Regions from separate parts of the Mus musculus genome. Here region 2 is linked to region 1. The links are chromatin loops, found by intact Hi-C in ENCODE. Cell type or tissue: left cerebral cortex. All regions are shown on one strand. Links, peaks and the distances in the headings refer to the core of each region. The heading gives the core; the rest is flanking DNA.

Region 1 (8,589 bases), core at 487-8,486:
CACTATAAAAGGGCTGCTTGCCTCCTCTCTCTCTCTCTCTCTCTCTCTCTCTCTCTCTCTCTCTCTCTCTCTCTCTCCCCTCTCTCTCTCTCTCTTGTTCTTGCTTTCCCTTCCCTCTCTCTTTCCAAGTGCTCACGGCTGACCTCTACTCCTCTATTTCTCTACTCTCTCTCTCTGCCTTTCTCTACCTCTACTACCCTCTTAACTCCCCTCCCCATGCCCTGGATAAACTCTATTCTATACTATATCGTCATGTGGCTGGTCCCTCGGGGGGGAGGGGGGGAGGGATGCCTCAGCATGAGCCCGCCGAGATTACCCCCTCCCCCCATACCTGACTACACATCCATAAAAGATATCCCACCTCTGTTTATCTTTTTATAAACACATCACTACTGGGTACCCAGCTTCCACTGTTCGCGTCATCCTGTAAGAACTAGCACACTAGACCACCAGCCCCTTCCCCACCCTGCTCCTGCTGTCCCAGCAACCACTGAGATACTGCTGTCCTGAGCCACAACATTGGTCATGATCACCCTCCGAGCTGAATCTGTCCCTGTTGAACCAACTCCGGATATTCTAGCCCGGGATGTTTCCATTCCACTTTCTGTCCCTAAGCTCGATGACACTGGGGGTTGACCCTCAGACTTGAAGTCATGCTGTACACCTTCCCTTCTGTCTGCCGATTTCACTCGGCACACTCGGCACATCTTCGAGGTTCATCCACGTTGCGGCGTGTGTCAGACTCCCTTCCCTCCTGAGGCTGTGTGGTGTTCTGTCAGGTGTCCCGTCCTCCACTCACTCAATGGGCTGTGGATTCTACTCAATGACCGTGAGTACATACAGACTGCTTCTATTTAAGTCTCAGCTCTCAATTCTTTTGAGCATGGTGTGAAGCCAGGAATGGGCTTCCCAGTGATGTCTGTGACCTCCACACACTATTCCCACAACTGTTGTGAACTGTGAGTTTGGCGAAGCACACGGGAGCCCCCACCATCTCCTTCCCGCCACTTCAACTGCTCTATCTTCGGTTTCCGTCTCCCTGGTGAGTCTGGCTATTGAGCATCTTCTGTGTTCTTTATTGGACATTTGTTTGTCTCCTCCAGGGAAATGTTGGCCAACTCCTTTGCCTGTGTTTTAATTGTGTGGATTTTTCTGTTGTTGAGCTGTAGATTTTTGTGTGTTCGGAACATTAATCTCCCATCAGCTATCTCCCAGCACATAGATCCCCCTTCTCACTCATTTAAAAGTGTCCCTTGACTCATAAGGGTTTTTTTTTTTTCAATGATGTCTAATTTACCTGTTCTTCCTTTTGCTGTCCTTTGCATCCCGGTTAGGAACTCGCTGTCCAGATAAACCAGGCAGCTTTTCACCTCTGTTTCCTTCCAAGAGTATTGGTTCTCCTGCTTGGTCTGCAATTCAGTTTGGTTAATGTTTACCTATGACTCTAGGTGGGGGCTGGGTTTCATGCTTTTACATGCAGATAGCTAGTGTCCCCAAAGGACTGTTGAACAAACTTCCCTTTTGATAACTCAGTGGTCTACACACCCCTGTCATGATCATGGCTGTGACGCTGTCTTCTGGGGCTCTCTGCTCTATTCCTTTAGAGCTACGCCTCTGTCTTTAGCATGTGTTAGTCATGCTAACTTTCTCTTCCAAGCTTTCTTTGACTGTCACAACAAGCCTGAGATAGGGCTTGTCTTGATGAACAGTTTAAGGGTTCCAGCCATACTTCACGGACACCACCGCTCTTGAGCCTGTGATAAAACAGCTCATCGAGACAGGAACACAGGAAGGAGGATGTGCCCTGTGGCAGCTGAGAAGCAGGTCAGGAGTCTTCAAGAGGGGACAAGGACACCTTCAAGGGGCCCCAGCGACCTGAAGTCCCCCCAACAGGTGCTACCTCCTAACAGGTTCTACCACCCCAACAGTGCCAAGCTGGGGTCCTTCCAAGACATTCCAGGTAAAGAAAAGCCTGTGTGTCTGTCAGCCACCTCTCTGCTTTATTGGATGTTTCTCATGGCTCTTCAGAGTTCCTTGAGATTCCAAAAAAAAGTTTAAAATGGATTTTCTTTTTTCTAGTTAGGTTAGGTTTCTCATTTATTTAGTTGGTTGGGTTGGGTTGGAGGTTTTGATTTTTTTAGTAAAATTAATAATAATAATAATAATCCATTGAGATTTTAAGAGGGATGCCACCAAATCTGCAGACCTTGGATCAAATGCCTTGGATAATATCGATGTCTTAACTACTGAACCTAACATAGGTAAGATGTCAAGAAACATGGGGTGTCTTCCTGGGTTGTTTGTTTGTTTGTTTGTTTGTTTTATATGAGCCCAACCTTTAGCAGCTGAGACATCCCTCTAGCCTGTATTTATTTTTTTATGTGCTTTGAGTTTCTCACAGTACAAGTCTTTCATTTTTTTTAAGATTTATTTATTTATTATATGTAAGTACACTGTAGCTATCTTCAGACACACCAGAAGAGGGAGTCAAATCTCATTACAGATGGTTGTGAGCCACCATGAGGTTGCTGGGACTTGAACTCAGGACCTTCTAAAGAGCAGTCACTTCTCTTACCCACTGATCCATCTCTCCAGCCCAAAGTCTTTCATTTCTTTGGTACAGTTTTTTAAAATCTAAGAATTTTATTTCTTATCATGTTGTTACAAAAAGAATTTTTTTCTTATTTTCTTATTGTTTACTGTCAGTATATAGAGAGTAGCTGGTTTCCTGTGTTGACTCTGTACTGTGCGATTTTGGACACCTAAATACTGTGTTCACATATTAGTTCTAACAGATTTTTGTGGCGGTTTTGGGATTTTCTACTTCATGACCTCAGGGAGAAACTTTCAACCTTTGACCTGTGAGTATGATGTGCATCATAGATGGCTTTGATCGTGCCGAGGTGGTTTTATTCTGCTCCTAGTTTGTGGGTTTGTTTGGTTTTTGAATCATATTTTCTATTTTATAAAGGGGTTCTCCTCTGTCATCTGGCTTCTTTCCTTCATTCTGTTAAAAGTGTCTATCACATTGAACAAAGTTCATAGGTCAAACCATCCTTGCATTCAGGCAAGGTCTTGATGTATAGTATTCTTTGAACACACTGCTAGATTTGCTGTGTGAGCCTCCCATTATACATACATATATATATGTATTATATATATATATTATACATACATATATATATATTCTCTATTCCATTTATGCATTTGGCTATTCATAATTATGTGTAATTGTAAGAAGATTTTCATTTTGCAGCTTATGTATATCAAAGACAGCTATCTCAGGGACCTGGGACTTAGAGGCATGTGTGGTCTAATGAAGACCTTTGGGGTGTGTTCTATGAGTGGGAAAAATGGTTCTATGAGCAGAGCCATTGTGTGCTAGTCAAGAGAACACAGTATGGCATCAACAGGCCACCAGGTCCCCAAATCCACTTCTTATCATACCTGGACACAGACACGTGGCATCTCCTAGCCTCCTATGGTATAGGGATGTCTAGGGTTCTTGTAAAGGGGCCGCACCATTTCCATACTGGTCCGTGAACTCTGTAGATAGCATCCTGGACTCCTTTCCTCTCTGTCTGGACAGAGGAGATCTCAGCCCAGCTTTAGAACCTTGTAAAAGATAGAGAAGTCACTGACAGAAGAAACTAGGCTCCCGGCTCCTCATGGACAGAACAAGCAGGCCCCATGTTGTGCTCTGACCGCTTGCACACCTGGGATTCAGGAGGCTTCGCTAGTGTGGTCACTGGAGTTACTGGGCAGTGCGTTCAGAATCATCTATCTCCAGAGCCTGGTACACACTAATCCCTCCTTCAGAAACCCTCTGTTCGGATCCCCCTAGATAGGACCAGCTTGGCTCTTATGTTTGAAGCCTCAGTTTAGGACATGTCTCTCCCAGAGCTGTCAGCTGAGTTGCTGCGCTCCTCCTGGGCCCCGTTGGACCCACTCAGCACTGTAACCGTTGTCTCGGGACCAGGACCACACATCTGCTTACCTGCTTTCCTGGCCAGCCTTTGAGCCCCATGCGAGCAGGGAGAAGCTGTCTTCTTTCCACTTGGGCCCCTGTTCTGACTAGAATTGAAATCTCATGAGTGTCTCTGCCTCGTGTGCCATCTCTTCTGTATCAAGGGTTGAAGGAACACAGGTCACAGGTCAGTAAGTACCATCTCAAAGATGGTGACACTCAGTCTCAATGTTACTTACCATCATGGCCACACCGGGGACAGTATTGCAAGGATGTCACTCTTTTTTTTTTTTCCCAAAAAAAAGTAAATGTTTTTGCACACTGCAAACATGGCTGAGTGACAGTCTCAAGGTGGAAAGAAGAGAAATATCAGCACTAAGAGTCCAGCTGAGAAATGAGAGAGCAGAAGTCAGTCCACGTGCCAGGGCAGCAGCTAAGCAAAGAAGACCTCCCTGTGCCCAGTGGTCCAGGCAGATGAAGCAGAGCCCAGGCAGCTCTAAAACTGGTAGGCTTCCTTAATGAGCCCACCACACACACTCCTTCTACCCAAAGATGGCACCGAGCTTCCCTCCAGGAACTCCCTCGCCCCTCAGCCAAGCTGCCCATCAGTCCTCTGAAACTGCTCAGTCTCAGCAAAGCTAACTGCTGACTTGGGGGGCCAGGCATGGGGGAGTTTAGCTGTTCCTGAAGCCCCCCAGACATCAAAAGAGAAATCTAACTGGAGCAGAGATAACCAGGCACGGGAAGCAGACACATTTGTCGGGTAGGAATGGACCCTGCATCCTACGCTGCAAATGACCGTGAGGGTGTACACCTGCTGTGGCCGGGACTTGCAGAGCCTCAAGAAAGTCCAGCGGCTGCTTCTCCACAGGGACAGATCTTCACCATGGGTAGCTGTACTGCAGAGGAGGGTCTGCTGTGGGAAGAGGCTTGTAAAACTGGCCGGAGAGATGCAGTGATTTCTACCTCAGAAGCCTGGGGGAAATCCCACAACCGATGTCCTTACTGTCGGGGCAACCTGAAGAGTCTGTGGGTCCCCTGCACACACCTTGCTCTGCCTTACAAACACCCACACAGCCTTCCCTGCGTGATAATTCTCAGAGTCCCAGCTGTGGACCTTCAGGTGCGCACGCACGCTCATTTGCAGTCATCAGAAGCCACGTTGGAGAAATGTAGCTCATTGCTGAGAAAAGCCTGCCCTCTGCTGGTCGGTGTGCGCATTTCAGGCAAGAGACAGCCAAGTCTCTCCCTATGGTAACCTCGGAGTGGTCCCTAAGGCCCGTAAGGTACAGCGTCTTGAAGGATGGACATCCAGACAACACTCAGGCCTAGGCAGAAAAGGGTGTCCTCCGCAGGACTCCGTCACCACCATGATTCCAGAGCCACTACTTAGAGCCGTGCTGCTGGCCCTCCTTGGAGACAATTGCCTTCCTGCCACCAGCCATGAAGACAGGACTCTTGACTCCTGGCCATCCCCCACCCACCCCATCCCTGATGATTTTGTTGCAAAATTTTTTTAAAGGGGGGGGTGGACAAACAGTGCAATACATGGAACCAGGCCCACTGCCTGTGTCAGGGCAGGCCTCCAGAGATCAGATCTAGGTGAAGAGTGCTCAGACTTGTCCTCAAAGGAGGGAGGAAGAGAAGGGGACAGCACCTGCAAGAATCAAGTGGACTCCTGTTCTTCCATAAAAGTCCCCTACAGGCCCCAAAGGGGATAGGAACTCCACAGGAAGACCAACAGAGTCAAGTAACCTGGACCCTTGGAGCTCTCAGAGTCTGAACCACCAACCAAAGAACTCACATGGGCTGGACATAGTAGCAGATGTGCAGCTTGGTCTTCGTGTGAGTCACAAACAACTGGAACGGGGCTATTCCAAAACTCTTGCCTGTCCCTGGGATATGTTCTGCTAGCTGGGCTGCATTGTGTGGACTCAGTAGGAGAGGAAGCACCTAGCCTCACAGAGACTTGAAGTGTTAGGTGGGGGGTATACCCGAGGGGGAACCCACTCCCTCAGAGAAGGGGAGGAGGGAAGGACTATGAGAGGGTGTGACTGGGAGGAGCAGTGAGCGGGAATAAATTTTAAAAATTAATTTTTTTAGAAGAATTGAGTGACTAATTCTGGAATCAGAAACTGGATCTAAAGACAGCTTTGGGAGACGCTGTCCATAGTGCTGACCGTCCCTCTTCAGGTGTGACTAGGAGACACCAACTGGCAATTTGCTCAACACTGTGGTATAATGTTGGGGCATCTCACAGTGGACTTGGATGTAGAGGCCAGGGTAGGTGGAGAGAGCTTACAGCACCATCTGTCACACAAACTTCAGGCTCCTGACCATTCTGGTGTCCAAAGGTCATAGGGTCGGCCTGGGTTCAGGGATCCTATCCTATCAAGAGTCTGATGGTCTCTAGGCTATCTCCACTAAGTGAATAGCACACTTCCTGGCTACTGGGTGCTTTCTTCCCTGGGCACAGTGCTCCAGATATTACAAACAGAAGCTGAAGAGGACCTGAACGGAGAGGCCTGCAGTTCTAAAGAATGGGATCCCAGCTCCTCATAGAAAGATCGAGGAAGGCTGTGAGGTGGGCACCTTAGAATAGTGTCAGGATAAATCCATGACAGTAGCCTCAGGTAAAGATGCTGCAGGCCTGATTCCCACAACAATAAAATTTTCTGGACCCAAGAATTGCCACAAACATCAGGCATCCCTGTGAGGCAGAGATTCAGACAGCTCCCCACCCAATCCCCTCTTCCCTAGGCTGATAGTTATACATATCAGACCATATACAAGCACGGTGGAAATGAATACCATGTCTCTGGGCCCTGCAGAGCAACCCTGGTCCCTCCTGGGCAGCCCCATGGTCACACATCCTGAAACTAGACCCGGCATCTGGGGGCTGCTACTGCTGCTGCTGCTGATTCTGCTGGGAATAGTTCACAGCTGTGTGTCTATATCAGCAAGCAGCTTCCACCAAGCCCGGTTATTCATATCCTCTTCCCAAACAGAGATATAAGGAAGTGTGTTGGCAATTTTGACTTTATTTCATAAAACACAGGATGAGGCCACATGGGGGTGGGTTTCTGAATAGACACAGATTACAGATCTGAAAAGTCGAGTTCTCTTTCAGCTGCAAATATCACTTAGAGAAAATGCCTTGTTTTGTCAAAAGACGCTGCGTGTTGATAAATCTCTTCACCTCAAACTCTTGGTGGTGGGTACCCCACCTGCAGGAAGCACTTGCCTCTTGCTGAGACATTCCATGATGCTGAGGAGTGATGCAGGTGGATCCCAAGGTCACAGTAAGTAAGCGCCAGTCACAATTCTGAGCGGCCACTGTCAGAGAGCATGAGACGGAGTTCAGGGTGAAGGGGCTTCCACGGCAAGCCTTGCCCTCTCCTTTGAGCTTCTGAAAACTCAGGAGCCAATCTCAGCCTCAAGGAAAGTGCACCCTACCATTCAGCTTAGCTGCCTCTGTTTAAGCCTCAAGCCATTCTTCAGAGGCTAGGAGAACACTTCCCCTCTGAGCAATGACCCACCTGCCTCTGCTCTCGCCAGGAGGCCTCAGCCTTCCAGACTCCTCACCGGGATCCTGGAACCCTCACATATACCACCCTCTGCCTCACAAGGTATCTGAAGAAACCAGCACCTGTCTTCCACCTGGAACACCTTCCTCTCCAACCTTGGGAGGTTGCTTTATTTTGCGTTAGTAACCTCGGTAAAGCCTCCCTTGGTCATTGTGACCACTGCGGCCACCCTATAGACCCCACCTCACCCACTTCCACCCCAGGGTCGATATCTTGCTGCCACTCTGTCCTGATCTATGAAGTCTACTGCTAGCCCTGTGCCCATCAGTGTCCAGAAAGCCCTATGGAGAGCCAGCAGGCCAAAAAAGGTCTCCCAGAGGCAAGGACCCTCAGAACAGAGCGGTTACTACACCAAATGCGAGCACAGGCGTGGCCATTCAATTGCCTTTGGATAGATAGAACCAATATCCAGAGAGAAACAAGTTGCCTACCCAGAGCCTTGGGGACATCATTGTCCAGGTCAGGGTCTGAAACTGGACCCTCTAACCAGCTCTTCTGAGAGAAGTTGATCACCCCCAGCCATCCCCAGCCCAGCTTCCATGTCGTCTCCCCTCCAGGCCCATGACTGAGATCTGCATGGTGTTCTGACTATCATTATCACACACTTTTTAGTCCAAAAACTGCAGGGGCTGAAGCATCTCTCCCTCCCCTCCCAGGTCAGAACAGAGAGCTCATACCCTCGCTTCATCCTCCTGGGCCTCCCCACCAAGAAGCACTGAGAGAGTTGGTTTGATTGTCAGTGTGACAGGATCTAGAATCGCCTGAGAGCCAAACTTCTGGGCACGTCTAAGGAAATGTCTAAACCAGATTAACTGAGGTGGGAAGACGAACCCTCAATGTGGGCAACACCATACCACTGATAAAATCCTGGGCTGGATAAAAAGAATGGGAAAGAAATGGAGAGAGAATGAAATTCAGTACTTATGTATGAAAGTCTCAAAAATAATGATTGTTTTTTAAAAAAATAATTGTATGCATGTATGAAATTCTCATAGGAAAAAAAAAGCCAGAACTAAGGCTTTGCATAGGTGTAAC
Region 2 (8,589 bases), core at 297-8,296, 510 kb before region 1:
CGCTGCCTGAGTACTTTAGAGCCTCAACTAGGCTGTGCTCTGCTGGCCTTATTACCTCCTCCCTCGGGCTGTCTGCAGCCAGGGTCATAGAAGGCACTGCCTCCCAACCCCACCACGAGGCTTCAGGACTGATATACATCAGCCTAGCCACCCTCCTCTGGACCTGGGAGTTTTCCCTGGGAGGCAGTGTGTGTGCAGATGTCCCTTCCAGTGTGCCTTTAATCCATGGTTCTTGTTCTTGACCCATTGACCCACTGACAATTCCCTTTATAGTCTTTTCTGTTGGCCATAAGCTCGTTGGTGGTTAACTGTGTGGCCACCTTGAATCTTGGTATCTAAGAAAGCAAGAAGCCCTGTGGCCTGTGCCAGCCTTCTGTACCGTGGTAACTGCCCAAAGCATCATGCAGAGTACAAACAGTCTGAAAGCCAAGGCAGCATGCATCCAGAGACAGCATTCACCCCATGGGCAGGGTGCACCAGACTCTGAGAGTTCTGCTTACAGGACCCTGAAGTGGCAACCCTTATTCCTAATAGGACTGACCAAAGACTGAATGAAAATATAACCTCAACCTTCCTAATGCTGTGACCCTTTAATACAGTGCCTCATGTTCTGGTGACCCCTCCCAACCATCAAACTGTTTTTGCTGCTACTTCATAACTGTAATTTTTTTACTGATATGAATCATAATGCAAATACTTCTGGAGATGGAAGTTTGCCATAGGGGTCGTGACCCACAGGTTGAGAACTGCTGAGATAGACTCTTTCTTGATCCTTAGAGATGTCTGCTTGCTCCCCAGGGTATCCCCGGTGTATGGTTCTAGTTGGCCTGCACACATTTTCTGTTTCTAAGACCCCCCCCTTTTAGAATAAACAGACTCCACAGAGTCTTACTCTGACCCCATCCTGCACACCAGGATGGTTCTACATGAGGAGCATCGCCATTTAAACTACCGGTGTGCTGAGCTTTTAGTCACGCCCTCCAAAAGCTCTGTTCTTTCTCCTCCTGAATCTGCCCTCTTCCCAAGCTGAGGATCAAATCTGCCTCCCAAGCAGGAAGCTGCCCAAGTGACTGGGAGTCAGGGCCAGGATGACTGGCCTGCCACAATAGGGCTTCTAGATCGTGGCACACTGCCCTGCACAGCTGCCCAGCTGTGGGCAGGCTTTAGAGGTAGCTGAGCCATTGAAAGGCATTCTCTCTCTGCTTTCATGAGGTCACCCATGTTCACTCTTGCTGAGGGTGACAAAAGGGGAGAGTGTAGGACATGAGCCAGATACAGTCCACTCTCTAGTCTGATGTGCAGATTCCCTGCTTAGTCTGTTTATGGGCTCCGTGGTTGGCCCCTTCCATGAGAGAATGTTGCCTATATGTTACTCACATGCATTTCACCCATCAGCTTCCCTGTCTCCCCCATATAGGGCTACAGGATCAGGTCTTCCATCATGAACACACTCCTCCTTGTCCTGTTTTCTCCTCACCCACACTGTCAGGCTTAGGCTGTCAGTGCTGCAGAAATTGGACTTGTCAAAGGCGCCCATGTTGGCAAATCCAATTATGGGTTCTCTGCCCTGCCTGATATGACCTCCTCCTGGCCCACCAGCCCTTTTTTCTGATTTATTTACTTTTGGCCAAGAACCTTGAGCATACCAGCATTCTTCAGAGAAAGTAATGTGTGTCCATTAGAACACATACCCACAGATTCACCTGTGGATATACTTGTCCAAAATACACACATTTGGCTCAGTGGTAGAGCAGTTGCTTAGCATGTGTGTGGCCCTGAGTCTGATACCCAGCATTGCTTGAAAAGAATTCACAAGTCACAGAGGTTAATTCTGACTGTCCACTTGGTAGGATTTGGAGAGTTTAGGGTACCGCCCGGACACACTTGTGTCTGTGACAGTGTTTCCAGGGAGAGTTTAACTGAGAGAAGAAGTCCTACTACTTAGAGGCAGCAGTAGCTCATGGGCTCCGGTCTTAGACTGAAATATGAAAGAGTAAATTCATCCGAGCCCTGGCATCCACCTTTCTTTGCTTCTTCTCCAGGATGTGTAGAGAGGACGAGCCCCTGCTACCTCTCCTTCCCCTTAAGGTAGTTCCTAGATGTCTGGTCAGAGCCATGAGAAAGCTAACTGGTACACCCATGTGCATATGTGTGTATATGCCTGTGGGGAACTGAAGATATTGTAAGAAATGTTAAGTGACCAGTTCATAAGACTGTTGGGGTTGGGACTCTGACAGCTCTGGGCAGATGGCAAGCTGGGGACACAGGGAAGTGTTGAACCCACCCCAGGCAGTAGGTTTCTGCTTCCTGCCCCAGTGCTTTGTGTTCTCAAATGAAAGACACACACACACACACACACACACACACACACACACACACACAGCCTTTATATTTTGATAAGCCCTAAACAGTGCAACAGCTGGCCACTTCCTAACCTCCACATGGTCAATCCACTTCCCGTCAATAATCCAGAGTTATCACTTACTAAATTCTATATTCTACCATGGCTTCCCTGGACCCAGAGGGCTGCCCAACTGGGCCACACTCTCCTGGCTCCCTCACATGCTGACTATGCCTCCCTGTCCTCGACTCTTCTCAGGCATGGTGTCTCTCTTCTCCATCTCCTCCCCACATGGCAGATCTCCTTCTCTCTGTCCCTTGCCCAGGAATCCTAAAAATCCTGCTTCTGTCTACCCTGCCCAGCCATTAGCTGCTGGAATTTTTATTTACAAACCAGAACCAACTGGGGGGCAGGGCCCCTCAGTGTCTTATGTGCAGACACTGATATAAGCATTTTGGGGGACCAAAATTAACATTATAATACAATTAGCATTTGGCCAATCCCACTACAGGGAAGAGCTTTGAGTCTGAGGCAAAATCTTAACCACATGGCCTTCCATAATGTGAGGGGATCTAGTCCAGTCATTTGAAGGCCTCAAAGAGACTGCTGAGGCCCCTGAAGATCAGGAGTGTCTGCAGCGGTATGTGCTTGGCTGCCCATGCTTCATCTCTTCCTCTCAGAAGTAAAGTGGTCCATGACCTCAATAGGCCATACCCTTCTCACCCTGATGCTGAGCCAGCTGGGTGACCACAATCCTGTCAGACACCTCTGCCTCACTGTCATCAGGACTATGACCAAAACAACTCACAGCCCGTCAAAGATGCAAAGGTGGGGAGCAGGCCACTCTCACCCTCCTTGCTAGCTGGAGGATTCCTAGGACTGTGAGCTGTGGAATGGCACGGAGACGACCTGAGAGAGCAGGGAAGAACCCACCCTCAACACAGGCAGTTTGGGTACATGGCTGTGACATTAAAAAAACAAACAAACAAACAAATAAGCAAACAAAAACAAAACAAAAAAATCCCTAAGAGCCAGGGTCGCTGGTTCCTAATGCAGGTGCCACCTGGATCAGAGGTCACAGTGTTCATGAGGAGTCTAAGGGTAGAGGGTCCTGAAATCCATGCATATCCAAATAAGGAAATCCAAGCAGACCTGGGATTTCCAAGCAGATCTGGCCAGATAACTACATGACCCAGCATTCTGGGGACTCTAGAGAACTCCATCAGCCCAGCTGACCAGCAAATGGGGCGCACACTGGCCTGGCTCTCATCTGTATCATACTGATTTAAAAGGTGGACATTAAAGGAGAATATCATGGCTTTTGCTCAGCCCATTGGTTCACCTCACAGGTAAAGCTGCAGCATGAGCTCTGGTGAGGGTCCTGCAGGAAGGATGTGAAGAGATACAGAAGAAGTAGTACCATGAGAGGTTTGAGGGACTGAGAGGAGCCCCTTGGCTACAGAGGTTACAAGCAGATTGACCAGTGGTCACTTGGCCTTAGTGAAAGTTGAGTACGTGGGGATTCTTAGCCCGAGTGGTCATTCTACACAGCAGGGTGCAGAGTCAGAAGAGCAAGGTGACCAGGTATGTGGTGGACCCCAGGGAAGCAGGACATGAGGTAGAATCTAGGGCAGTCAGGCATGTGATGAACTTTAGGGTAGCAGGACATGGGGTGGCAGCCGAGAGTGGCCAAATATGGGGAAGTCCTGGTGCTGAGCTTCTGTTTCCATGGTCAGTGCTCAGCTGGGACGAACACCTCTCTGACCCATACAGCCAGGAAGGAGACAGACATCATGCAGGAAGCTTGAAGCCAACCGGGTCTACTACCTCCTTTCACCTCTGACCCAAGCACCCCCCCCCCTTCAGCTTTACACTCTGTCATTTTTACTGCCTTGGCATGGGGGGTGTTGTTTAGCCAATGATTTGGGCAATCATTGTGTGGACAACTCAGTGTGACCCTCTGGAGCCCAGCTAAGGTCTTCTAAGGCACAAGGGATACAAGGATAGTGGACAAGAGATTGGGTGAGAGGCCTGGCTGTCCAGCTTTGGATCCCAACAGTGTAACTCCACAGAGTACCGAAGCTAAACAAGACTGAGCCCGCTGATCAACACATGCACCCATATCCCTTCTGGTCAAGGGATTCATCCAAGGTGCTCCCCTGTGCTCTCCAAGTCCAGGAAGTAAACACAGCCATCCCTTGTTCTGTCTCCTCAGCAAAGCAGCAGATCACAGAGAAAAGCTCAAGACAGGGAACAGCCTCCAGGATGCAGGCGCCCCAGGACTGCTTTGAAAAGATACTTACTGGGTTTCAGCAGGTCAGCATTTGTTCCTGGCATCAGGCAACAAAATAAGAATTTTGCTGCTGCACTCCATAAAGACACAAAACTGGACTTATAAATCCCCTTGGGGCTATACTGTGGCAATGGGGGCTGGTGTTAGGAGGAGCTGACCCTCTAGGAAGCACAGAGCCCAACCCACAACCTCTGACTTCTTTCCCCAGGACAGCATTAGCCACATCCCTGTACACAGCACGCAGCTGACTCCCTGAGCTCTTGCTGAGAACCCCAGGGGATTCCTAACTTTCTCACATGGATTTAAGCAGGACCAGGACCAGTCAACCAGAAGGGAGAAGGAGAGACGCTGCTGGGGCTGGATTGACACAGGACCAGAGCAGAGGTTAGGGAGAAATGAGACCAGGTAGAGAGGGACAGTGGTGGCCCAGTCTAGTGAGGAATTGAGCTACTGAGGGTCAGGGAGGCTGGTTGCTTCTCACCCTTAATGTATATTAACTCAAGCCAGGAGAGAATCTAGTCACGCAGATCCCATCATGAACTGATTCTTGCTTCTTGCACTCATGGCCCCAAAGCAATTCTTGCCTGTTGGTCATGTCCTCAGCATGGTAGCCTTGTTACTGAGACTTTATCATGGGGGATAGTCACTTTCTTCTTCTTCTCTCTCTCTCTCTCTCTCTCTCTCTCTCTCTCTCTCTCTCACACACACACACACACACACACACACACACACACACACACACACTAGTGACCCTGGTTAACGTAGGCCATTCTTCCACATGAAGCAAGCCAGCTTTGTCCACGGGCACAGCCAGAACTCCAGCAAACCTTCACTCGGCGGCAGTTAAAGGGCAGCCGCTGCGTCTGGATACCACGCTCTATTCTCCAGCCCAAATAGAAAATAAAGTGACAATTGACCAAAATAGTTTTGAAATAAATGATGGTCACCGTTTCCCCAGACAGTCAGAAATGGGAGAGATTACGCCCAAGCTTATTCTTTGTGTGAAAGGGTAAAATCACTGGAGTCTCACGTGTGCAATCTCAGAATAAATGGCCCATTTTACCTGTGTCCTGTTATTCCAGAAAACTTTGGGAAGATACACTTGATAGAGCATGGCCGAACTGAGTGACTCTGGTGTTTTTCTTCACTGACACCTCCGTTTGCACACTCACTGTGGAAGTTCACTCCTCTTAAGTCACTCCCTAGATCATGCATGCTCCCCTTCAGGCCCTACCTTAAACAAACAGGGCTGGCAGGGAATCTCAGGGCACAGGGAGGTGTGTTCAGGGTCACTCCCATCAGTGCCGTCTGCCCTGTGGTCCTAGCTAGGTTTATATACATTCTCTTCATTACCTTTTTGCAACCTGCTTCCAGAACCGATTCTATGCAGCATAAAGGTCATGGGTCTGTAGAACAGTGAAAGAAACCGAGACAGAGGTATTAAGCCAGGTGTGTGCTATGGGCAGCCATAGGTCCTCAAATAGCAACCACACCTGTGCAGGGCTGGTAAGTCAATGACAGCAAGATGAAACACCACCAGGTCAGCCCGGGGCCGGAACCACTCGGAAGGGCAGCACTAGAATGACATTCCAACAGAGTGTCCTGCCTGGGGATCCTCTGGTCACCCTGTAGAGCTCCCGAGGAGCCAGTGTCTAAGCTGATGCCGGGCAAAGGTGACCCAGGACAAAGGTCACCAAGACCGGGGGCTGTCATTGTGTGTTCTTTAAGGGACTTGGGATTTCTATCTAGAGGTGTAAATCAGAAGCTGCAGGCCAGGGAGCAGCTTCAGTGTTCAAGGGGTGAAGCCACAAAGATGGGCCGTGGGGTACCCTGAAGAAGAGGATTGTGAAGTATGGCAAAGAAAGGCAGGGGGCAGCAAGATTCTAAGCTGGTAAGGCCTCCTCTAAAAGGCTTCATAACCAGCCAGGCCCATGGCTTAGAGTCCTTGGCCAGCTACTCTGGTTTCTAGTCGGATCTGCATCTCCCAAACCTCTCTCCCCCACCCTCCTCCTCCAGCCCTCCTCTTTCCCTCTGTTGCTCTTGCCTCTGCCGTTACTGAGCTTCCTTTCTCTCCCTCCACTCCCTCTTCTTCTTCTCTCACTGTGAGCACAGGGCATGAACACTCTGTCTCCGAGCCACCTACACAAAACATCAAAATAAAGTCACTCCGTGTGGCACACGCTGCCATGGCCAGGACCCCATGGCAGCCTACGGAGGTGAATCCCTCCATAGACACTCACCTCTCTACCCAAAACTTGTTCAAGGGAATGTATCTATGATAAAAACACAATCATCATTACATTGCTTATACTGGCAAAATGCCTGTTACCTGATGTCCCTCTCTGAGGAGAGGTAGAACTTAGTTAAAAGGAAGGGTTTTGTGTTGATGCACACACGCATATATACACACACATATCTGTTTGAGGACACATACGTGCACATGCACACCCACCACCATCCACACCACACACATGTGCACATACATGATACCATCCACACTACATGCACACATACTATCATTCACATAGTACAGAGTTGCACACCCCACGTGCACACCTACAGTTGCAAAAAAAATGTATTACAGCCTAAATCTGAAATATATCAATATTCAATAATGAACCTGAATATAGTAAGGCAATATCTAAAGCTGAAAAAAAAGAGGGAAGGTTGAGGAAGGCAGAGGGAAAGGGAGGGAGGGAAAGAGGGGGACAGGGAGAGAGGGAGGGGGGAAAAAGGAGGAAGGAAGGGAAGGAGGGAGGGAGAAAAGGAGGAAGGAAGGGAAAGAGAGAGAGGGGGGAGGGAGGGAGAGAGGAAGTGAGGGAGGGAGGGAGAAAGAGCAAAAGTTGTGTTTGTGTATAGCAGATGACACAGAGATAAGAAAAAATAATGAATTCGCATGAATTATGAAAACTGCTTTCTAATTATGCAAAATTAGAAGGCTATCTTCTGAGGACATTAAAAACTGACAATAGATGTTGATGTTTAGATTTTTGCCTGTATATTTGTGCTGACTGCGGTGTTTGATTATAAATATGAGACAATTCTGTGTGATTGCTAAACAGGGCAAACGAGCAAACAGACGGGGCAGAGACACAGCTGGGAGGAGAATGTCCCCGGAGGAGAATGTGCTGAGGAGAACTGGGAGGTGCGGCTTTAAACTGGACCAGAGCTTCTTAAAGAGACTCTTCCTCGTATCATCCCCCGTGAGAACGTCTTGGAGAATACAGGGACAAATGGTACGGCAAGGAGTAAGAAGAAGAAGGGTTGTGGAATATGGGGAGGGGTACACAAGATACATGACATACATGCCTGAAAATGGACCTATATGTAATAAGAAGAAAGAAAACAAAAGTCAGATGTTCATTCCCACCTGACCAGAGGTCTCGATGCCGCTGCAGTTCTTATGGAGTATACTTATACAAGTTCTTAGACTGTATCAAGGACTCCTGAGAAACTGCCTGGTTCCAGGATAAGACCAGAGAGGCTCAGATAGTCCTGAGCAGAATGAGTGCTTTCCCCAGGTCTGAAGCCGGGGAACACAGGATCTGCCAGGAGGGGGCGCTCATAGGCCACATCGGGCTCAGTGGGAACCCAACAAGGGACACTAGTGATGGGTCCTAAGGTAGCAAATAAAATGTATTTGAGAACACAGCGTAAGAAAGAAATAAAAACTCTCAAGAAAAAAAAAGGTACAAAACACTAAGAAAAGAGACACAGCGGATGAAAGGCTGGGGCACATGCAGAAAGGGCTGTTTGCAGAGATGCTTCTGCTCTGGTATAAACAGATACTTCTGAAGCAAAGTCCCCTGTGAGGTCTCAGAGAGACACAGTGGAGAGGCTTATATGAAGCACTCTAGACATCCTGTGAGCTGTGCAGGAGGGTCATCTGCTGGATGCCACTGCCACCCCACCGCTCCAGTGAGAAGAGGCACACCATCTCGGCATAAGAGGTAAT

The links. A loop is a pair of places that touch in the nucleus more often than their neighbours do. Peaks named below come from ENCODE experiments on the same cell type or tissue, not always from the same donor. Only the 100,000 strongest peaks of a DNase experiment are listed, where the experiment ranks them.
Region 2: a loop joins it to region 1, with 4 times the contacts of the local background. A loop is called at or near these places in 4 of 42 quality-filtered maps.

Annotation. Positions count from the first base shown.
Region 1 is chr15:88,646,055-88,654,643 of GRCm38, forward strand. No RefSeq gene overlaps it. Among named protein-coding and RNA genes, the nearest start is that of n-TMcat4, 8.8 kb to the left of the region's middle. In left cerebral cortex, for the core only: a CTCF peak has its summit at 5,182 (motif pointing left); DNase peaks (open chromatin) are centred at 1,599, 5,147 and 7,036.
Region 2 is chr15:88,138,127-88,146,715 of GRCm38, forward strand. No RefSeq gene overlaps it. Among named protein-coding and RNA genes, the nearest start is that of Gm35772, 71 kb to the left of the region's middle. In left cerebral cortex, for the core only: a CTCF peak has its summit at 8,196 (motif pointing right); a DNase peak (open chromatin) is centred at 8,187.